Regions from separate parts of the Homo sapiens genome. Here all the other regions are linked to region 1. Evidence: chromatin loops called from intact Hi-C (ENCODE). Cell type or tissue: CD4-positive, alpha-beta T cell. All regions are shown on one strand.

Region 1 (8,000 bases):
GGGAGACCCAGGCCGAGATCAGCCGGAATCAGAGCCTATGCCTTTTCTGCTGTCCTTGTGTCCCCACTTTTTCTTACCATTCAGAAAACACAGGAAGGCTTGTTCACCTTGGACCATCAGGCTGGCATTCAAGATAAAGGCAATACCCAGCGTAGTAGCCATTTCATCTTCAAGTTTCTGATTTGCAACTCAGAACCCCTTTCCTATAGAAAAACATATTGGAAATGATGGTTAGGATTCCAGCTCAGCACACAAAATTCTGTTTAGCATAAAATGTGGCTGAATTCAGAACTCCATGGATTGCCAGCACTTAGAACACAACCTGACACATAGTAAGTGATCAGAAGATGTTTGTTGACTGAAGAATAACCTAACTGGTAGTTCTGATGGTAATAACTTTCCAGCAAACTCACTAGTAGATTCTGAATCACTTTGTAACAGTACTGTTTGTTGGGTGTGTGGAGGGGGTGCTGGTGGGGGGATTATTCCACTGTGTGATGAGAGAGGAACTCAGAGTCCCCAGGAACATTTCTCCCCCCTGCATCACCCCCAACCTCAAATCCACCCTTCTCCACCCAGAGCTGAGCTACAGTCACTCAGCTTGCAGGTGAAGGGAAAGGGGCAGCAATAGGAATGTGCTTTTCTGAACATGCCTTTTCCCTAGACACAGTCTTTGTGGCCATTTCCAAGTGGGGCAAAGAAAGAAGGGAAGTTGGAATCTCAGGAAACAGCTCTTATTCCTTGAGGCCCTGAGAGTTTACCCTGAGCTCTGACGAGAAGTTTTTCTAGGTACAGGATGTTCCTAAGTGAGGGCTTTGTCATTAGGACAGCATCAAGCCTCTATCCATCTGTCAACTTTTGTTAAATCAGAGTTTTCATCACCGAAGTCAGAGTTTTCAATCCAGATGTGTCACCTGGGGAAATTATTTTCCTTTTTTATAAGTTTTCTATAATGTGTCTTCCATTGGAAACATCTTCCATTTTCTGTTTTCATCATCATTATTTGGTGCCTGTCCATTGGACCCCAGCCCCTGTTCAGAATTTGCTTCCAGTGCCCTTGCTTGTCCCCTGAGGCTGGGGAAACAGAGAACCAGAAACCAAGCAGCAGGGGAATTCTCAGGTTGTTGGTGACTTTATTTTTCTATCTACCTGCAGAGGACCACAAAGAGTCAGAGCCATTGCCACAGCTGGAGGAAGAGACAGAAGAGGCCCTCGCCAGCAGTGAGCCTGCCTCCCCAAAGGGGGGCCCTCAAGATAAAGCAGGAGGGACATGAGGGTGACAAGCAGGGGCGGCCATGGCAGTGGCACCAGGCCCAGGCCTCAGCCAGATGAGAGAGGCTTGTTGGATTCTGGGAACCTGGGCAGGAAGAAGCCTGGGGGGGCTCAGCCAGCCTGGGGGGCCATGGGAGGAGGGTAGCTAGGAAAGAGAGCCTGAGGCCTGGAGAGGGAAGTGGAAGAGATTTTATTTTTAGAATGAGAAGATTAGAAAAACAGCAGGCCAGAAAGTAAAGTTCGGCATCAGAAAGGACTTCCTGACTGTGAAGGGTGTGCACGAATTAGGTTTGTTTGTTTTCCTTCCCTGGAGATCTTTACTGGGCAGAGTGAAGACAGCCAGGCTAGGGAGCGACAGCCTGTGGGGCGTTCAGAGCGACCTCTAGAGGTCAGCCCGGGACACACCACCCCTCTCTTCTCAGACTTGTACTCGGCACCCACCTCCTGCCAGGGCCGCTGCTACGAAGCCTTTGACAAGCACCACCAATGTCACTGCAATGCCCGCTGCCAAGAGTTTGGGAACTGCTGCAAGGATTTTGAGAGCCTGTGTAGTGACCACGGTTAGTCTTCTGCTCCCTTAGCTAAGCTGCAGAGACAGAAGGACTTTAGAGCAGGTTCTCAACATGTGGTCCCTGGACCAGCAGCTTCAGCAATGTCTGAGAACTTGTTAGAAACACAAACTCTGGGGCTTCACTCCGGGCCTACTTAATTAGAAACTCTAGGGATGGGACTCACTGTCCTGTACTACCAGGGCCTCCAGGTGGTTCTGATGCATGCTCAAGCGTGAGACCCCTTCTAGGGGGAAGGGGCGGGGGACATTCTGTGGGCAATGCCGTGTGGTGATTTTACACGTCCTTTAGGCTCTGGGCCCCTGTCCACCACTAGGGTGTCCAACTGTGGCCCCCCTCCCTCCTTGCTGGCTTCTTGAAGGTGCCCAGGAGGGGAGGTACACAGATAATTTCCTGCCCGCCCCCCTTTCCCTCTGGCTCTGAGGCCACCCCTCTTCCAATTCCTCCCAGAGGTCTCCCACAGCAGTGATGCCATAACAAAAGAGGAGATTCAGAGCATCTCTGAGAAGATCTACAGGGCAGACACCAACAAAGCCCAGAAGGAAGACATCGTTCTCAATAGCCAAAACTGCATCTCCCCGTCAGAGACCAGAAACCAAGTGGATCGCTGCCCAAAGCCGTGAGTTCCCACAATTCCTCTTTCTACCCCCTAAATCTTGCCCCTATCCTTGCTTCTTTCGATGTCTCGACTTTTTATCCTCAAGTCAGGCACGATCAAAGGGAGAGCAGAAAAAAAATAGTTCTCCAGAGACAAAGCCATCTTGAGGGACTGTGGATATCCAGTTGGGAGGGTTTCTGTGATTGGCCAGGCTGAGGATAGAACAGCTCTTCCAAAACATGAGGTGGAAGAAAAGTGACCTGATGTGTGACTTTCAAGAGTACCCGAAGTGCCCCCTCGGCTCCTGAACCCAGCCCTCGCCTGTCTGCCCCTGGCCTGTCTAGAAGTCTCTGGAGGGGTCGCTGCCCTGTGTTTGGGGCTCTCAGTGGGGCTCCCCTCTGCCTCCCCCAGACTCTTCACTTATGTCAATGAGAAGCTGTTCTCCAAGCCCACCTATGCAGCCTTCATCAACCTCCTCAACAACTACCAGCGGGCAACAGGCCATGGGGAGCACTTCAGTGCCCAGGAGCTGGCCGAGCAGGACGCCTTCCTCAGAGAGATCATGAAGACAGCAGTCATGAAGGAGCTCTACAGCTTCCTCCATCACCAGAGTGAGTGAGCACCCCCAGGCCCCAGAGCGCATGAGTCTGTCTGAGCGAAGCCAGGTGGGCGGGGGAGGGGAAGGTTAGGAGGGCAGGTGAGGAGGCGGTGGGGACTCTGTGGAGGTCAGTGTACATCTGGGAGGGATGAGGGATGAGGCCAGGGGGAAGCCAAGGAGAGGTTAGGAACCCAACCAGGAGCTGGCACATCCTCTGGCTGGCTGGCTTGGATATCACCCCACCTTTGACTTCATGTTAACTGCCTCATGCACGCCCACCCTCTGCTACAGTCTCAGGGTTCTCTGCCAGGTGTGAGCCTCCCCTCACATCCCACCCCCACCCAGAGCACGTCTCAGCCACCTCCGCGATCCTGGAGTCAGCACCATGTTTCAGACAGGTAGAGTCGCTGACTCTACTCCCTCCTCCCGCAATAAAGTCCAGGAATCGGGTTGGCTGAGTCCACCTTTTGGCTGGGGAAACAACATCAGAGAATCAACAAAGGTTCAGAGCGGGAAGTCCTATCGGGAAGAGTTGTGGTTGGAAAGCCTCCAGGTAGAGACACATTTGAGTCAGACCAAAAAAGATTTTGGCCGCAGGACTTCTTGGCATGGAGTTGTGTTTGTTACTGTCCTGCAGATTCCTTTCCCAACTCCAGGCAGCTGGGCTTTGTCTCAGGGGTGGCTCTGTCCGGGTCTTCCCTCGTTGTCCCTGAGAGTGCCTTGGCTCAGAGCTGCTGCCTCCCTTAAGAGTTGGTGACACTGTTTTTAGGTAAAGTGACAGCGACACAAGAGTGACTCTATGAAGAAGTTGCAATCCTGTGCTGCCCCCTGGCGTTCTCTTCGTAGTAAATACACAAGAGAATCTTGGAGGTCTAGACTGAGCAAGGGCTTTTCAAATGAGAGAAACGGAGGCCAGACAGGCTAGACTTATCTGAGGCCACAAATGAGTTGGAAGCGGAGCTGGGGCTGGAACTCAGGGTTCCGATGCCAAGGCCAGGCTGTCCCGTTACTAACTCTCTCCTCACCTCTCTCCTTGTCCAAATCCCACTTATCCTTAAAGTTCTATGATAATTCATATCCCACCGCATTTGTGAAGGCTGCACCTGCCCCAGCTCACTCTGGCTTTCGGCACCTCTGCAGAGTTTGGAGTGTGGTCCACAATAGCCTTGGGCCAGAGAGACTTGGTTTAAATCTTGGCTCTGCCACTTGCTAGTGACTTGACCCTGGGCAATTTATTTGACCTCTCTGGGACTTCCCTTTGAAATGGGGTTTTTGAGGATGACTGCTTATAAAGCACCCAGTAGAAAGCCTGGCACTCAGTCCTTGCTCAGTAAGGGGAACTATTCAGTGTGTGAAACCATTCTCTGTTATTTTATGTAGTCTTGTTTTCCAAATGTGTTTTAAGTCCTGGAAAGGAAGGAATATGTCTGGTATCTCTTTTGTATTCACCATATAAAATTGTGGGCAGTAAACAGTCAATCTTTGATGGTTCCCTCATTGAAATCTCCAGCCCTGAACTTTCCCAAGGGCCTTCTCAACATCTTCCACTTAGCTATCTAACTGATATTCACACAGAACCTAGTGTAGAAATAATTTTTGGTTCCCATCAAAAATACCTGCTCCTCTCTGGGTCTTCCCCATTTCATAAATGGCGGGCATAACCCATCCGGTTGCTCAGGCCAAAAGCCTAGTAGTTAGATGTAATTGTTCTCTTTACCTCAAAGTTCCCTACTCCCATCTCCTCCATCAGTAATGTAATGTCCATCACTCCCACTTCAAAATATGTCCTGGGCCTACTGCTTCTCTCTCCTCCTCCGGAGTTAACACCACCATCTAAGCCCCATCAACTTCTTACGTAGACAAAGCATGAGCCTCAAGACTGGTCTCTCTGCTTCCACTCATACCACCCCATTGCCTTTTTAACATACACAGCCAGGGTGATCTTTTAAAAGGTCCTATCATACAATTCCCCTGCTTAAAATCCTTCAGTGGCTCTGCACTACCAAGAAGCTATAGAGTTGTTAAAGAGATTGGTCTCTGGAGCTAGACTGAGTGGACTCAAGTGCTGTCTCTACCTTTCATTAACTGTGATCTTGCATGAGTTTTATACTTTGTCCGTCTCAGTTTCTTCATTTCTAAGTTGGGGATAATTAGTACCAAGCTTATATGAAGATTCAACGTGAGGATTCAGTGTTACATTGAAAGCACTTAAAATGGCAGGCACTAGGTGGACAGAAAGCAATTAGTAAATCTAAAACATTTTTTGTTTTATTTCTATTTGCCTGAGACCTGACCTTCTTGCCATGGCTTGAAGGATCTGACCCTTGGCTGCTTCTCAAACCTCCTCTCCTACCACTCTCCCCTCCTGCTCCAGCCTCACTGACTTCTTTTAGTTCTTTGAGTAGCAAACTCAAGTCTGCCTGGAGCCTTTGCTCTTGCAGTTCCCTCTACATGGAGGAATCTTCCCCACAGATCTTTGTGTAGCAAGTTCCTTATCCTTCAGCTCTCTGATCAGTGCTACCTTTTCACAGAGGCCTTTCTGATGTTCCTTTCTAGAAGACCCCCCCCCCCCGCCAACTTATGTGCCAGCCCTTTCCCGTCATTACGGGCTACTTTGCTTCATAGCACTGATCTGAAATCATATTTCTTATTGTTTACTTATTATTTGACTCCTCCAGTGGAATGTAATATAGATAGAGACCGTGTCCTTGCTATTCCCAGCTGAATCCTCAGCCTTTAGATCTGGATTTGGCACAAAATAGGCATCCCATAGATAATCATTGAATTAACAGCCGAACACATTTGTTGATTGAACCCACATGTTTCTTGACGTGTGGGAGCAAGTAGCTCTTCAGGTCTCTGTTTAGCGCTCCCAGGACCTGGCCCTGCCTCCCCTCTCCAAAACCCTTTGTGTTCCTCTGCAGATCGCTATGGCTCAGAGCAAGAGTTTGTCGATGACTTGAAGAACATGTGGTTTGGGCTCTATTCAAGAGGCAATGAAGAGGGGGACTCGAGTGGCTTTGAACATGTCTTCTCAGGTGGGAGCACTTTTCTTGGAAAGAAAGAGTTGGAGGGATGAAGAGGAATGGCTTTGCTCAGGAGCAGGGCAGCCCTGGGTGTGGATTAATCAGCAGTCCAGCCAGCTAGTAGGGAGGGACCCACGCACTCTCCCCTGCCCATATGGCAGGGGGGCGGGGGGGTGTCTGAGGAGCCATTCTGAGAAACAGTCTTTTCTGGAGTACCTAAGGGGGAAAGAAGACCAGATGCTGGGGCTCCCAAGGGGGTACATCTAGGACAAGACATGTGTCTGGGAGCAAGTTTGCCTACCTCTGAACAGTCCTTTGCTTCCAGGGCCTGGCCAGCTGCTTCCCAAGAGGGCCATGGTCTGTTCCCCCCTATTCTACCCCATAAAACTCCCACCAAGCCTGGCTTGCTGCTGGAGTAATGGCTGAGAGAGGTCATCAGGATCACCAGAAGGAAGGATTCTCCCAAGGGCTTGAGCCAGAAGGGGGGCCTTCCTGAGGTGAGAGATAGGACTGTGAGAGACTCTGGGGACTCACAGCAAGGGGTCAAGCAGCTAGAAGTCAGAGACTGGAGAAGGGGGAAGCCTTGGCATGGGGTGGAGAAAGGGGATTGGAGGGGAGGGTGGGGAAGGAGCCCAGATTATCCATCTTGGACTCTTTATTATAGGTGAGGTAAAAAAAGGCAAGGTTACTGGCTTCCATAACTGGATCCGCTTCTACCTGGAGGAGAAGGAGGGTCTGGTTGACTATTACAGTCACATCTACGATGGGCCTGTGAGTACACGGACTAGAAAAGCCTTGTCAGAGCCCAGATATCCTGCTCTCACTCTGTGTTCCAAACTGTCGACTTGCCTCTCAGCCTGACTCTCAGGGGGCAGCCCCAGGTGATTGTGACTATCACGTCCTCACCTGCTAGACAGCCACTTTAGCCAGCCAGGACACTGGAATTCCCTTCCAAACAGTGAAGGCTCTAGAACTGCAGGGGACAGGAGGCAGGAGGCACCATATCGGGGTGGGAGCCTGGGGCCTGGGGAGGATTCTCAGAGGGAAGAACAAAGATATGTAATTACTCCCTGCCTCAGTTTCCTTAGAACGTGGCTGAAAGTTTCAGCCTGGCTAGTTTGAGCTAAACTTCATACACTTTATAAGACAGAAACCTTTGCTGCCCGGTACCAGGAAATAATTTGGGGGCAGTAAACGATCCTTCTCTTCCATGTGTGAGGGCCACTGGGAACAGTGATATCCTTGATATCCAGAGGTGGATCCTATGGATAGTGATTTTGGCCTTTCTGGTAGATGTGCACTGGCAGCTCCAGGCAGAGGGTCCGGGTGGGCTCAGACACCTTAGCAAGGCAGACTGCCTCTTCTATTTAAAGAATCCAGTCTCCCTGGAAGGTTCACACAGGCCCCTAATGGACCCTCAACAAATACTGTCTGACTGTTGCCATTGGGCACCCGTTCTACTCCACTCTGTGGCACTCACCAGACCCCCTTTTCTGCCCTTCCCTCCACAGTGGGATTCTTACCCCGATGTGCTGGCAATGCAGTTCAACTGGGACGGCTACTATAAGGAAGTGGGCTCTGCTTTCATCGGCAGCAGCCCTGAGTTTGAGTTTGCACTCTACTCCCTGTGCTTCATCGCCAGGCCAGGCAAAGTGTAAGAATGGGGCCAGCCAGGCCTGGGGGCAGACTGGGGCTGCAGGCTGTCCTCAGCCATCACAGAGTCAAGAGACCTGGACTCTGCCACAAAGAGGCTGAGAGGGCTTGGACAAATCTGTGCTTTGGGCCTCAGTTCTCTTGCTTGAACAATTAAGTTTTTGGATTGGTTTGGTGGCTGCCAAACTTCATCTTAGCAGCAAAATTATCTCCCCTCATTCCCCCAAAGTGAAATCTTACGCAGGACCTTAATATATGAAATAGAAATGGAGTTGTCCTAGAGC
Region 2 (8,000 bases), 900 kb before region 1:
CCAGCTGGATTTCTGGGTCGAGTCGGGACTTGGAGAACTTTTCTAACAAGAGGATTGTAAAATGCACCAATCAGCGCTCTGTAGCTAGGATTGTAAAACGCACCAATCAGCACTCTGTGGCTAGCTAGAGGTTTGTAAAATGTGCCAGTCAGCACTCTGTAAAAACGCACCAATCAGCGCTCTGTGTCTAGCTAAAGGATTGTAAATGCACCAATCAGCACTCTGTGTCTAGCTAAAGGATTGTAAATGCACCAATCAGCACTCTGTGAAATGGACCAATCAGCACTCTGTAAAATGGACCAGTCAGCAGGACATGGGAGAGGCCAAATAAGGGAATAAAAGCTGGCCACCCCAGCCAGCACCGGCAACCCACTCAGGTCCCTTTCCACGCTGTGGAAGCTTTGTTCTTTCACTCTTCACAATAAATCTTGCTGCTGCTCACTCTTTGTGTCTGCACCACCTTTAAGAGCTGTAACACTCGCTGCAAAGGTCCGCGGGTTCATTCTTGAAGTCAGCGAGACCACAGACCCACCAGAAGGAAGAAACTCCAGACACATCTGAAGGAACAAACTCTGGACACACCATCTTTAAGAGCTGTAACACTCACTGTGAAGGTCTGCGGCTTCATTCTTGAAGTCAGCAAGACCAAAAGCCTGCTGGAAGGAACCAACTCTGGACACAGTGTGACCTCTAAGGGCTAAATCAACAGTCTTTCTACCCTGGCCTGGGTTAGGACCCTGGGGTCCCGCTTTGATCTCTTAGCAGGGAGGAGGCAAGAAGAAACTGATATATAACTCTGTAGGTATTCTGTCCTGTTTAGTTGGATAGTTTAACATCACAGATTAACATAAAACCAGGTCAGATCCCTTCAAGATAATGGAGACAGACTAAAATGCAGCTGAATGACAAATGTAAATAGGAAATCCCACTGCAGTACTATAGCACCGAGTTTCTTCCATAGCAAGCAGAGAGCAGATCTGGGCCAGGAGGAGGACAGCACAGGCTCTGGGCTGGGGCTGAGATTTTCTAGGAACAGACTGGCATGGCTCTTCCTGGAAAAAACTGGACAAGTGTGTGACATTGGCAGAAGAGAGGCAGAGTAGAGAGTCTTAGGTGTAGAAAAGGTGACTCAGTCTCAAACAAAGTCTCCATAAAGCTTATAATACCTCAATATGAGCAGTAAAACTTCCTGGTCAGTCCTTCAGGATAAACTAGTTTCAAAATGTACTTGTAGATAACTACATGAACTAGTATTCTCAATAAGGCTGTTAGCTAAATCCAGTAAGATGTTGGACGATATGTAATAAAAATAAAGTTTGGCTTTGGAATAACTGATCATCCTAAGCCATCCTTCATGAAGATAATTGGAAAACCAAGCCAACTGTCTTTCAAGACTAATCTTAGATCATGAAAAAAAAAATGTCAACAATACATACACATTATAATAACTCTGCTATTAAAAATTTATTTCTAGTTTTTAATGCACTTTTTATATAGCTATAATTATTATCATATGTACAATTTGAATCCTGATGCTTCACCTAACATTTTATTATAAGCATGTTATATATCCCACATTTAAAATAATAATATAATATTCATTATGTAGCTGTAGCACAATTTGCCTAACCATTTTTTTCAGGGAATCTTTGGGTTGGGAGGGACTGTAAGCTATATATAGGCCAACATTTCACTAAGAGGGGAGGTTATTTATTCTCTTTGTATGTATTTCAACTGAAAAGAAGACAGTGTCTTTTTAGGGTATCTCAGTGTTTCAACAAATTAAAAATTTTAAAACATTTATTTAACATTAGTATTTTTGAGCAATGCATCATTATTGCATACATTTATGGGATACACTATGATATATGTATAAATGTGGCAGGATTAAATCAAGCTAATTAACATATCCATCACCTCACTTACCTATCATTTTTTTTTATGGTGAAGCATTTGAAATTTATGCCCTATTTTGAAATAAATAACACATTATTATTGACCATATTCACGCCACTGTTGCAATAGATCCTAAGACCTATTCTTCCTACCTGAAACTTTGTACCCTTTGATCAACAACTCCCCATTCCCTCCATCTCCACCCCTTTCCCCAAACTCTGGTAACCATCCTTTTAGTTTCTACGTCTGTGAGATCAACTTTATTAGATTTTACATATAAGTGAGATCATGAAGTATTTGTCTTTTTGTGCCTGGCTTATTTCACTTAGCATAATGTCCTACAGATTTATCAACACTGTTGCAAATGATAGGATGTCCCCCCTTTTAAGGCTGAATAGTATTCCATTGTGTATATATGTTACATTTTCTTTATCCATTCACCTGTTGATGGACACTTAGGTTGTTTTCATATCTTGACTGTTGGGAATAATGTTGCCATGAACAGGAGGGCACAGCTATTCCTTTGACATATTTGTTTCAGTTCCTTTGGATATATATCCAGAAGTGGGATTAATGAGTTGTATGGTAATTCTATTTTAGTTTTTTGAGGAACCTCCATATCATTTTTCATAATGGCTTTACTAATTTGCATTCCCACCATCAATATATATGAGTTCCCTTTTCTCCACATCCTCTCCAACACTTGTTATCTTTCATCTTTTTGATAAAAGTCATTCTAACAGGTATGAAGTGATATCTCATTGTGGTTTTAATTTGCGTTTCCCTAATAATTAGTAACGCTGAGCAGTTTTTCATGTATTTATTGGTCATTTATATGACTTTTGAGAAATGTCTGTTCAGGTCCTTAGCCCATTTTTTAATTGGGTTAACTTATAAATAAACGTTTTGGAGCTCCACACATGTTAGGCATTATTGGATGATCAAGACATAGGATCTGCCTGCAGATTAACTATGGTACAGTATGGAATATGTGACAACTGCTACAAAAGAGCTGCATAGTTTATTGAGAAGGGATTAAGGGAAGTTAATGGAGAAAGTGGAATATGCACTAGAATGTAAAACAGTAGAGGTTTTAGAAAGTTAAAAATGAGGGGGCTGGGCATGGTGGCTCAAGCCTGTAATCCCAGCACTTTAGGAGGCCAAGGCGGGTGGATCAGAAGGTCAGGAGATCAAGATCATCCTGGCCAACATGGTGAAACCCTGCCTCTACTAAAAATAGAAAAATTAGCTGGGCTTGTTGGTGGGCGCCTGTAATCCCAGCTACTCAGGAGGCTGAAGCAGAAGAATCGCTTGAACCCGGGAGGCAGAGGTTGTAGTGAGCCAAGATTGTGCCACTGCATTCCAGCTTGGGCGACAGAGTGAGACACCATCTCAAAAAAAAAAAAGAAAGTTAAAAATGAGGGTAAGGTTTTCAGCTTCCACCCATGACGGAGTGACTGGTACCAGTCTAGTCCTCCTGATGTAAACAACTACAAAATGGACAACACATAAAATATCTGTTTCCAGCTACTGGAAAACATATAGCACAGAACCTTAATTCCTTAGAGAAGGGAAGTCCTACCATCACATTAGTTTTTCTGTCTTGACTCACTTTCCAGACCTGGAATCCAGGAGGGCCTAAGCTGAGGAGACAGAGATCAGAGTTTGGAGAGGCAGAGATTGTTTAAATTTGTAGGGCAGAAGAGGAGGGAGGTATAGTGAGAAAGAATTTCAGAAACCTATGTAGGAATCTCATGAGACTTTGGCTGAATATTACTAGGAGCTGTAAGTTAAGTAACCACTAGAACTCATACAGAATGGGAGATGTTAGAGCTCCAACCATTCAGGCTGGAGAGATCTCATTGAAAACTGGGGGTATGCAGCAGATATCTCAGAAAGGTCACACCTTAGGTATAGGTATAAATCAGTCGAAGAATAAAAGCTAATCTAGACCTATTCGAACAAAACTTAAAAACAAAGCTTGAAAAGATTAAACTGAACCTTAAGTATCTTAACTGTCTACTAGAACAAGGCCAAGTGGATCACAAGGTCAGGAGTTTGAGACCAGCCTGACCAATATGGTGAAACACCCTCTCTAGTAAAAATACAAAAATTAGCCGGGCGTGGTGGTGGGCGCCTGTAATCCCAGCTAGTCAGGAGGCTGAGGCAGGAGAATCGCTTGAACCTGGGAGGCGGAAGTTGCAGTGAGCCGAGATCGCGCCACTGCACTCCAGCCTGAGCGACAGAGGATCCATCTCAAAAAAAAAAAAAAAACAAAAAACAACAAAAAAAAAAACCCAAAATCCAGACACGCAACAACAGGATATCCATAATGTCCAGCCTCTAATAGAACGATTAGTAGAAATACAAAGAAGCAGATAAATGTGACCACTAACCAGAGAAAAATGATAAAAGACATGAGCAAGATGGCAGAATAAGAAATTCCAGACCCTCTTTCTTCCATGAGAACATGAACTTAACAATATATAAACCTGTTTGAAGAATCCAGAAATCAGTTAATAGGTTCTTGCCCCTCAGTCGAGTGCGAAGGCAACCCTATCAAAACTTAGCAGGAAAATTTATGACATTCACTCACCCTTCCCTCTGGCACGGCATGACATAATCTGAAGGATACCTCCAACTCTCCACTTCTTCCTGGGAAGGGAAAGGAGTGAAATGTGCACCCAACATTCTGACTTATGAAGATGCTGTTGAGGGAGCTGCCCAAATTTAAGCACTGACAGGAACAGTGCTCAGGTTGGGGCTGGTTAAGGACAAAGGTGATCAACGTGGTTTGTTCCAGCACCAGAATCTGCAGTACCACAGACAAACACTAGGTGGAACTCCAGTACCGCAGCTTTCTACAGCACCCGAGAAGCGGCAGCATTGCAGACAGACACAAGAGCTCCTGAGTAGAAGAAACTGGCAAACATCTTCATTTAGGTTGACTATGGTGAAGCAAATTTTCATATCCATCATCTCATGCAGTTACTCATGGTTTTTGTTTTTGTGGCAAGAGCAGCTAAAATATACTCATTTAGCTTGAATCCCGTATAGAGTACAATTTTATTACCTGTGATCCTCATGTTTTATGTACATTTGATCTCTAGATTCGTTCATCCTATATATCTGCCACTTTGCATTCTCTGACATACATCTCCTCATTTCCTCCTCACACCTGCTCCCGGTAACCAGCGTTTTGTTCTGTAATAAATGAACTTTAAATATAAATATAAACATGAGAATATGTCATGAAAATGATTATCATAAGAAAGTTGTACTTGTCAAGGTGATTAAAGTAAAACAACAACAACAACAACAAAGAAAGCTGTAGTGGTTGTATTAATGTAAGACAAAATAGAGTTCCAAACAAGAAATTTTCTAGGAATAAATAAGAATTTATATAATGATAACGAGTTAAATTCATCAAGAAGGTAGAACAATCTGAAATGTGTGTGGACTCAATAACAGAGCTTCAAAATGAAGTGAATGAGGGAAAAACTGATAGAGCTGAAATGACTACAGTTGGATATTTCAACGTTCTTCTCTCAAGCATTTATTCAACGAGTAGTCAGAAAATCAGTATGTATGTAGAAAACTTACAAAACACTATCAACCAACTTGATATGATTGACATTTATAGTACACTTCATGTATAACAGCAAGAAAGACTTTCTCACCAAAATAGACCATATGCTGGGCTATAAAACAAAACTCAATAAATTTCAAAGAATTAAGATAAAGCTGAATATTTTCTATTACCACAAGGGGAGTAAATTAGAAATAAACAACAATAAAATATCTAGAATTTAAGCAACATACTTTTATTTTATGATGATTTTTTTTTTTTGAGATGGAGGCTCGCTCTGCCACCAGGCTGGAGTGCAGTGATGCGATCTCGGCTCACTGCAACCTCTGCCTCCTGGGTTCAAGTGATTCTCTTGCCTCAGCCTCCCGAGTAGCTGGGACTACAGAGACACACCACCACACCCGGCTAATTTTTTGTATTTTAGTACAGACGGGGTTTCACCATGTTGGCCAGGCTGGTCTCAAATTCCTGACCTCATGAACCCGCCTCGGCCTCCCAAAGTGCTGGGATTATAGATGTGAGCTGGGATTATAGATGTGCGCCCAGCCTATTATTATGATTTTTTGAGAGACATAGTCTCACTCCGTTGCGCAGGCTGCAGTGCAGTGGTGTGATCATAGCTTACTGTAACCTCAAACTCCTGGACTCAAATAATCTTCCTGTTGCAGCCTCCTGAGTGGCTGGGACTAGAGGCATGTGCCACTATATCTGCTTAATTAAGTTTTTTTTTTTTTTGTAGAGACAAGGTCTTGCTATATTGCCCAGGCTGGTCTCAAACCCCTGGCCCCAAAAAATTCTCCTGCCTTGGCCTCCCAAAGTGCTGGGATTACAGGCATGAGCCATTGTGCCTCGCATGCAATGTGTGTTTAAATAACCCATGAGTAAAGGAAGAAATCACAAGGGAAATTAGAAAATATTTTGAACTAAATTATAATAATTACATATGAAAAATTGTGAAATGCTGCTAAATCAGTGCTTAGAAGAAACTTTATGTCTTTAAATGCTTATGTTAGAAAGATAAATATTTAAAACCAATAATTTAAGCTTCCACTTTAACAAGGTAGATCAGGAAAAGCAAGATGGACTCAGAGTAAATAGAACAGAGAAAATAACAAAGAATGGAAATCAATGAATATAAAGGAGAAAAACCAATAAAACAAAAATTAGTTTTTAAAAATTTGAAACAGGGTATTGTTCTGTCATTCAGGCTGGAGTGCAGTGATATGATCATGGCTCACTGCAGCCTCAACCTCTTGGGCTCAGGTGATCCTCCCATCTCAGCCTCCCAGGTAGCTGGAACTACAGGTATACACCACCATGCCTGGCTAATGTTTTAGATTTTTTGTAGAGTCAGGGTTTCACCATGTTGCCCAGGCTGGTCTTGGACTCCTAGGCTCAAGTGGTCTGGCCTTCCAAATTGCTGGGATTACAGGCAAAAAATTAGCTCTTTGAAAAAAATCAATAAAATTGATAAATTATCAGCTAAATTGACTTAAACCCAGACAAACACAAATTATCAATATCAATAAACAAAAGAAGAGGTATCACTACAAACCCTACAGATATTAAAAGAATTAAAAGGCAGTATTATGAACAACCTTATGCCAATACATTTGACAATTTAAATAAAATTTTTAAATTACTTGAAAGATGCTAATGACCAGAATGACATAAGAATTAATACAAATCTGAATAATCTTATATCTATAAAAGAAATTAAACTCATAATTGCTGTAGTTTGGTAGACTCAGCCATTCCAGTCTGCTGGTTTTGGAGAATATAAAGTCTGGATGAGGAAAAGTCCCTCACAAAGCAACACAGCCACCTTGCCAGACTGTGGTCAGACTGCTTCTTTAAGCGGGACCCCAGTTCATTCTTCCTCACTGGGTGCAACCTCTCTGTGGGAGCTTCAGCCACTCCAGCTAGGGTTCTACAGAAAAAGCTCTGATCTCTCCCTGGGATAGAGCCCCTGGGGGAGGTGCAGCTGCTGTCTTTGTGGTTTGGTTGACTCAGTCTTTTCCAGCCTATCGGCTTTGGAGAATACAAACAGTCTGGACAAGGAAGGGCTCCCCCCAGTGCAGCACACCTGCTCTATCAAAAAGCAGTCAGATTGCTTATTTATTTATTTATTTTTGAGACGGAGTCTCACTCTGTCCCCCAGGCTGGAGTGCAGTGGCATGATCTCGGCTCATTGCATGCTCCACCTCCCAGGTTCATGCCATTCTCCTGCCTCAGCCTCCCGAGTAGCTGGGACTACAGGCACCTGCCACCACACCTGGCTAATTTTTTTTTTTTGTTTTTTTTTAGTGGAGATGGGGTTTCACCATGTTAGCCAGGATGGTCTCGATCTCCTGACCTCGTGATCCACCTGCCTCGGCCTCCCAGGGTGTTGGATTACAGGCATGAGCCCACTGTGCCCGGCACAGATTGCTTATTTAAGTGGGTCCCTGATCCCATTCCTCCTGACTGGGTGAGACCTCCCAACAGGGGTCTCCAGACACCTCCTACCAGTGTG
Region 3 (8,000 bases), 740 kb before region 1:
TACGATGGTTTCTGAGTCATGTGAGTCTTTCTAGAGAATAACTGAGCCTAAGAATGGTCTTGGGAATCCCTGACACAACCTTTAAATTTCAGTGACCGAAAATCGGAAAGTTCTATTTTTTTACTCACATGACATGTCCTCTCTAGATGGGCTTGGAGGAAGGGCTTTGCTCTGTATCATCTCCACCCAGATAACCAGGCTGAGGGAGCCTCCTCCTTCATCCTTCAGCATTGTTGAGATATGGAAAAAGAAACATGATGAATCACACTGTTTTAAAAACTTCTGCCTTGAACTGACACATCACCGCCACTCACTTTCCGTTGGCCCAAACTAGATATTTAGCTACACTTACCTTTGAGGCAGCTGAGAAGTTCCGTCTCACCGTGTGCTCAGACAGAGGACTGGAATATTGGTGAAAGCATTCCTGATTACCTCAGCACCTACAAGCTCTAAAAGTCCTGGCTTGAGTCTTCTACCACTGCGATAGCAGGACCTATCAAGCAGAGAAAAATGATTATAAGAATGAGGGAGAGCTAGGAAAGTGCAATTTCATAATATTTAAGCAAGTAAAGAAATAAAAGGAGAAAGGGGTAGTTACAATTTATCAAGAAGATTTTGGTGCAGAAAAAGTGTATGATTCCTGAAGAGGAGGATAGATGGAAGCCAGCTTACAGGAGGTTCAAAAAAGGAGCTGATGGGTAGGAAAGGATGTCAGCATGCTTGGACATCTGCTTGAAAAGTTGGGCAGCAAAGATGAGAGAAAATATTTGATAAGTTCTATTAAAATGCTTAAAATCTCTGAAAATCTAAGTAAGATAGTAATGTTTCAATGAAGACTAGAGGTCCATGACTGCTCATGCATGCTTAATCGTTTCAGTCTTTCCAAAATAGGAAGTGAGGTACCATCAGGATGAGGTATGAGGTTTGGTTTAAAAAAAAAAAAAGAACAATCAAGGTATCCTCTGTGGAGCAGGTGTCAGGCATAAAACAATAATGACTAGAGATCATGATGTTGATGGTAACACTAATATTTTGTAAACATTTATTAAACACCCATGTCTTGAGCACTAAGATACAAATTGGGAATAAAATAACTGGAGGAGACTGGTCCCTGTCCTTGAGAAGCTACTTTGTAGTTAACAGTAACGTTTGGGTGAGCCATGCAGTAAATAAGCATATGAATCAGGTATGGAGGTCAACAGAGAGGTGGTTGTTAAAATACAGCAGTAGAAAGGTGATATGAACAATTATGGGAAAGAGAAGCCTATTCTGTCCAAACACCCCGATAATAAAATTCCATGTATGTTTAACTCAAATACTGAGTTATGTGTTTTCAATGCATATAGCTCAGAGTTTTGACTGTTTAGATCCCTCTCCTGTACCAATCAACAAATATTCTCTAAATCCAGAATATTCTCCTCACTAGCTGCTGAGCAGTTGCAGTGAATGAGGCCAAGGGCAGTTTGTGCATTTAATTGACTCCAGCAGGTCAGGCTGGAGTTCACTAGGAAAGCCTCAAGGGTGTCTGCCTCCTTTTCTGCATTTCTGATATTTCTGCTGAGAGGAAGCCGAAAACAAGGTGGGCCTCTGGCCAGTTTCTTCAAAAGTCTGTAGGTGAGGGAAGTAAAGCACAGGCCACCCTTGCCTTCAGCAATTGTTCCTGGGCTCAGACACTGGGGAGCTGCTTCCTCAAACTCCTGTCAACTAAGCTTTCTGTGATCTGTCAGAGGAGGGAGAAGCTGCTGGGGCCTGAAGGGACAAGTGCCAACTTGCAATAAGGAGACCCTGGAACGCCAGGCAGAACATCACTCCCCAGTCATCCCGTCCTCTGGGTAATGATGCTCAATGGCCTCATAGCTGCTTCTCCCGCAGGACACAATTTCAGTGTCATTGTGGAGGTAGAGAATGCCACACAGAAAGAGGACCCAAAGCCAAGGAGGCAGCAGACTGGAGAGGCTCACAGCTTCTGGGCACCGAAGCCGAAGCTGACTTCCCCATCCCATTAGAGACAGGCTTGGAGGGGCCAAACACCATCAGAACAATTTTCCCTGGCAGAGAAGCCCGGGACTAGAGCAAATCCAACTTTGGGAGGCCGAGGCAGGCAGATCACAAGGTCAGGAGTTCGAGACCAGCCTGACCAACATGGTGAAAACCCGTCTCTACTAAAAATACAAAAATTAGCCGGGTGTGGTGGCAGACACCTGTAATCCCAGCTACTCAGGAGGTTGAGGCAGGAGCATCACTTGAACCCATAAGGCAGAGGTTGCAGTGAGCTGAGATCAAGACATCACACTCCAGCCTGGGCCACAGAGTGAAACTCCATCTCAAAAAACAAACAAACAAAAAAACTAAACAAAAATAAAAAACCACCACCACCACCACCACCACCACCAACAACAACAACAAAAAACTGCTTGTTGCATTCATTTGGCACCAAGCTTACGGCCCATTCTTCTGAGTTCGGGCCTGGGGCCCTACGGTCACCTCTCACTCTATACCACCCCCAGCTTGGTCTGATTCCATTTAATTTCATAGTCTATGGATTACCCACGATGTGCTGGGGACATATTACACAGAGACCACATATTAATAGGGGAGACAGACACAAGTAACTACACACTAAACTTAATGCATGATTTAGGAGCTACAAAGTATCTAGAAACCACCAAGAAAGGAAAGATTTTAACAGTAGGATCACATCTAAATATTCAGCATCCTATGAAAGATTCTTGGCAGACTGGTCCTCATAATGGTGATAATATGCTTTCCTTGATTTGAAGATGCACACTTTTCGTACTTTGGTGTTTCTGAGATTCAGCTGCTTCTTACAATTGATGTGTGCATTTAATGTGGTTTATTCTGCTTGCCAAAGAAGAAAAAAGCTGATAATTAACAGATAGTTCAGTTTTTTCAACTGATGAGAACCTAGACAGAGGGAAATATATTAATAATAACACAGCACTAATGGGCTAGACAATATGCTAAATGTTATGTGAACATCTCATTTCATCCTCACAACCAACCTAACATGGAGAACAATTGTCAAAGCCATTTTCCAGGCAAAGAAACAAAGAGAAATAGCTTTCCCAAGGTCACGGCAGGCGAGGAGCAGAGTTGGGATTCAAATTTAACCCTCTTTGGCTCCAGAGTCCATGATCTTAATCTCAAATGCTACCTGTTCACATCTCTCTTCCTTTACTAAACTGGTTCCTCTGCCGGGAAGACTTCTGCCACTCCTCGTTCTAAGACTTGCTTCTCTAGATAAGGCAGGGTCAAATGGTATCTTTCCTGTAACTATTTCCCTGACCACTTGATACAGCTTGAATTTTTCCTCCTCTGAACTCCCATAGCAATCTTGTCACACTGGTAGAGTATAACTTACTATACTGCATTACAGCTGTCAGTATAACTTTATTCCTCATTACAGTGTGAGTGTCTTAAAGGCAGAGACTCTCTCCTACTCGTCTTTATATACCCAGGGCCCAATACAGTGCCTGGAAAACAATTGTTGTTGGCTGAGCTGCTTAAAAAATGTGTTTTCCCTACTTCGTTGAGATATAGAGAAAGCTTTACAGACTTTTAAATGATAATTTATTGAGTACAAACTACTGACATAATATTAGCTAAGAGCTTTATATGCTCTTATACTTTTTGTGAGAAGAAATGAGATAATCAGTGTAAAACACTTAAAATAGCGTATGGCACATGGTAAGGATTCAATCACGTTATTTTTTAATTATTATCACTATTTAACCATTGTGAAAATTCACTGAGTAGTTACTATGATTGTTAGTGTTCTATAAATAAGGCAACTGAGTAATAGAAGGCGAAGAAACTTATTCACTGTCAAACAGACAATGAAGGACAGATTTTGATCATTTATGTGTATGTATCAAATCTTACCTCATGGATACATTTTTCATAATTTTACACAGTGCAGGGGGTATCTCTGCCTGTTCTCTAGACTTCCAGTGCCTGTTAGCTCTTCTGTACAATCATGTTGGAGCTGCTCACTGATCTTTAGGTGCTGCTCAACTCCAGGTTTTCTTGTTATTTAAATCTTTTCTTCAGCCTCTCTGCTCCAAAACCTGGAAGATCTGAAAGAAAAACTTGGCTGAATATGGTTGTGTCTCTGACAAAGACTGCTGTTCTGCTGACGTTTCTCTGAGATCTGTAACAACTCTGTCTGCATCCCAAGCCATGGGTTTGGTGAGCTGCTTAAAATTGGCAGTCAAAACTCTGATTTGACCATAAAGACATATGTATGCATATGTTCATCACAGCGCTTTTCACAATAGCAAAGACATGGAATCAACCTAGATGCCCATTAACAGTGGACTGGAAAAAGAAAATGTGGTATATATACACCATAGAATACTATGCTGCCATCAAAAAGAATAAAATCATGGCTTTTGGAGCAACATGGATGCAGCTGGTGGCCATTATCCTAAATGAACTAATACAGGAACAGAAAACCAAATCGTGCATGTTCTTATTTATAAGTGGGAGGTAAACATTGAGTACACAGGGACACAAAGAGGAGAACAATAGACACTGGGGCCTACTTGAGGTTGGAGGATGGGATTGAAAAACTGCCTGTCTGGTACTATGCTCACTACCTGGATGATGAAATCATTTGTACACCAAACTCCAGTGACACGCAATTTACCCACATAACAAACCTGCACAGGTACCCTCTGAACCTAAAAGTTGGAAGGAAAAACAAACCCAAAAGGAAGCCCCTATGATTTGAAGAAACTTGCAGTAGTCAAAACTTGTCATTCTAAAGTTGAGCCACAAGGAAGCAGTAGTGTCCTAGCTGTAAGGTCTGAAGATGCTGGCATATTTATTCTAATGCCTTCCCTAGACTTACAACCTTAAGCTTTGCATATTTCATTTACTAAGTTACTATAGTTACCCAACAGTATTTGTAAAATATGATACTTGGAATTTATGTTACAAAGAAATAATTTCAATCTTAAAAAGAGAGTCAAAGTATAATTTTGCATTTTTCTTTTAACACTTATTTTATGCTGCATAACTTTCCTCTGAGGCTGCATTAAATAAAGAAGGAAAGAGATAGAGAAGAAGGGGCAGGAGGACAGAAAGCAGGCCACAGGCTTTATTCTTAGCAATCAGACCTGCTCAGGCAAACCCCACATCTCCTAGGCCTTTCTAATCTGCCTGCAGTTTGTGATAGTCTTCATCTTTTTTCTATGTCAGGTAAAAATGACTATGCAGCCTGTCCAATCTGATTAATCGAATTAAAGAACAGTCTTGGCCGGGTGCGGTGGCTCAAGTCTGTAATCCCAGCACTTTGGGAGGCCGAGGTGGGCAGATCACGACGTCAGGAGATGGAGACTATCCTGGCCAACATGGTGAAACCCTGTCTCTAGTAAAAATACAAAAAAAATTAACTGGATGTGGTGGTGTATGCCTGTAGTCCCAGCTACTTAGGAGGCTGAGGCAGGAGAATCACTTGAACCCAGGAGGCAGAGGTTGCAGTGAGCTGAGATCGCACGACTTCTCGCCAGCCTGGCAACAGAGTGAGACTCCGTCTCAAAAAAAAAAAAAAAAAAAACAAACAAAAAAAGAGAGAGAGAGAGAGAACTGTCTTGATTTTCCTTCCTATAATTTAGAGCCCCTGATTTATTTTTCAACAATAACAGGAGTTCCCTGACCTCATGGTATCCTGATGCTCCAAAGTTACAGAAGGCTTCAAGTACAATGAATCTAAATCAAAAGAAGGCACTTCTTTTTTCAGTTTGGTTGAGAAGTAAAATATCACCTTCTTTGTTTTCTCAAGGTCAGAATAAATGAGCTGTGAACGATTACATGTATATGGATATGGATAGGTAGGTAGATAGATGAATATAGATATATGATATTATGCTTATATGTTTCATATATATTGTGTGTGTGTGTTTGATACAGGCAATGTGCAAAATATTTTGTTTTATTCTTTAAAAGATACCTTAGGTTTAAATAAACTTGAGGATAAATCCTGGCTCTTCATTATCTTTAAATTTCTAGCTGTGAGGCACTGGGCAAATTAGTTTCTTTGAATATCAGAACATGAATATACACATATATATGTGTATATGTGTATATATATGTATATATATGTGTATATATATGTATGTGTATATATATACACATTTATTTATTTCCAACTTTTACTTTAAGTTCAGGGATACATGTGCAGGATGTGCAGGTTTGTTGCATAGGTAAACACTTGCCATGGTGGTTTGCTGCACAGATCATCTCATCACCCAGGTATTAAGCTCAGCATCCACTAGCCATTCTTCCTGATCCTCTCCCTCTTCCCATCCCCCACCCTCCAACAGGCCCCAGTGTGTGCTGTTGCCCACTGTGTATCCACGTGTTCTCATCATTCAGCTCCCACTTATAAGTGAGAACATGTGGTGTTTGGTTGTCTGTTCCTGCATTAGTTTGCTAAGGATAATGGTCTCCAGCTCCATCCATGTTCCTGCAAAGAACATGATCTCGTTCCTTTTTATGGCTGCATAGTATTCCATCATGTATGTACCACATTTTCCTTATCCAGTCTATCATTGATGGGCATTTAGCTTGATTCCATGTCTTTGCTATTGTGAATAGTGCTTCAGTGAACAGACATGTGCATGTGTCTTTATAACAGAATGATTTATATCCCTTTGGGTATATACTCAGTAATGGGATTGCTGGGTTGAATGATATTTCTGTCTCTAGGTCTTTGAGGAATCATCACACTGTCTTCTACAATGGTTGAACTAATTTACACTCCCACCAACGGTGTAAAAATGTTTCTTTTTTGCCACAATCTTGCTAGTTCTGTTATTTTTAATAATAGACATTCTGGTGTGAGATGGTATTTCATTGTGGTTTTGATTTGCATTTCTCTAATGATCAGTGATGTTGAAGTTTTTTTCATATGTTTGTTCATCACATGTATGTCTTCTTTTGAGATGTATTTGTTCATGTCTTTTGCCCACTTTTTAATGGAGTTGTTTGTTTTTTCTTGTAAATTTGTTTAAGTTCCTTATAAATGCTGGATACTAGACCTTTGTCAGATGCATAGATTGCAAAAATTTTCTTCCATTCTGTAGGCTGTCTATTTACTCTGTTGATAGTTTTTGTTGTCGTTGTTGTGTTTTTTTCTGTGCAGAAGCTCTTTAGTTTAATTAGATCCCATTTGTCAATTTTTGCTTTTGTTGCAATTGCTTTTAGCATCTTTGTCATGAAATCTTTGCCTGTGCCTATGTCCTGAATGGTATTGCCTAAGTTTTCTTGTAGAGTTTTTACAGTTTTGGGTTTCACATTTAAATCTGTAATCTATCTTGAGTTGATTTTTGCATATGGGGTGAGGAAGGGGTCCAGTTTCAACTATCTGCGTATGGCTAGGCAGTTCTCCCAGCACCATTTATTAAATAAGAAATCCTTTCCCCATTGCTTGTTTTTGTAAGATTTGTTGAAGATCAGATGCTTGTAGGTGTGTGGTCTTATTTCTGGGTTCTCTATTCTGTTCCATTGATTTATGTGTCTGTTCTTGTACCAGTACTAGGCTGTTTTGGTTACTGTATCCCTGCAGTATAGTTTGAATTTGGGTAGAGTGATACTTCCAGCTTTGTTCTTTTTGCTTAGGATTGTCTTGGCCACTTGAGTTCTTTTTTGGTTCCACATGAATTTTAAAATAGGTTTTTCTAATTCTGTGAAGAATATCAATGGTAGTTTAATGGGAATAGCATTGAATCTATAAATTATTTTGGACAGTATGGCCATTTTCACAATATTGATTCTTCCTATTCATAAACATGGAATGTTTTTCTATTTGTGCCATTTCTGATTTCTTTGAGCAGTGGTTTGCAGTTCTCTTTGAAGAAGTCCTTTGCTTCCCTTCTTAGCTGTATTCCTAGGTATTTTATTCATTATGGCAATTGTGAATGGGAGTTCATTGTGATTTGGCTGTTGGCTTGCCTGTTGTTGGTGTATAGGAATGC

The links. A loop is a pair of places that touch in the nucleus more often than their neighbours do. Peaks named below come from ENCODE experiments on the same cell type or tissue, not always from the same donor. Only the 100,000 strongest peaks of a DNase experiment are listed, where the experiment ranks them.
Region 2: it touches region 1 in a loop (3-fold over the local background); 4 of 110 quality-filtered maps call a loop at or near these places.
Region 3: a loop joins it to region 1, with 6 times the contacts of the local background. A loop is called at or near these places in 2 of 110 quality-filtered maps.

The regions. Positions count from the first base shown.
Region 1 is chr12:47,711,350-47,719,349 of GRCh38, reverse strand. It overlaps ENDOU (endonuclease, poly(U) specific), which reads left to right. Exons shown (of 10, transcript NM_001172439.2): 3 at 1,156-1,221; 4 at 1,695-1,832; 5 at 2,292-2,460; 6 at 2,851-3,050; 7 at 5,962-6,075; 8 at 6,728-6,834; 9 at 7,575-7,717. RPAP3-DT (RPAP3 divergent transcript) reads right to left here. Exons shown (of 4, transcript NR_183480.1): 2 at 78-203. Among named protein-coding and RNA genes, the nearest start is that of RPAP3-DT, 9.3 kb to the right of the region's middle. RefSeq lists enhancers at 1,105-1,154, 1,495-1,614. In CD4-positive, alpha-beta T cell, CTCF peaks have their summits at 1,457 (motif pointing right), 1,663, 3,664 and 3,871 (motif pointing left); DNase peaks (open chromatin) are centred at 1,239, 1,649, 3,859, 4,299 and 1 weaker place.
Region 2 is chr12:48,615,371-48,623,370 of GRCh38, reverse strand. No RefSeq gene overlaps it. Among named protein-coding and RNA genes, the nearest start is that of SNORA2C, 35 kb to the left of the region's middle. In CD4-positive, alpha-beta T cell, CTCF peaks have their summits at 4,529 and 4,731 (motif pointing right); a DNase peak (open chromatin) is centred at 4,750; H3K27me3 peaks cover 1,077 bases.
Region 3 is chr12:48,451,678-48,459,677 of GRCh38, reverse strand. It overlaps a transcript of C12orf54 not described here. Among named protein-coding and RNA genes, the nearest start is that of ANP32D, 17 kb to the left of the region's middle. In CD4-positive, alpha-beta T cell, a CTCF peak has its summit at 4,820; a DNase peak (open chromatin) is centred at 4,807.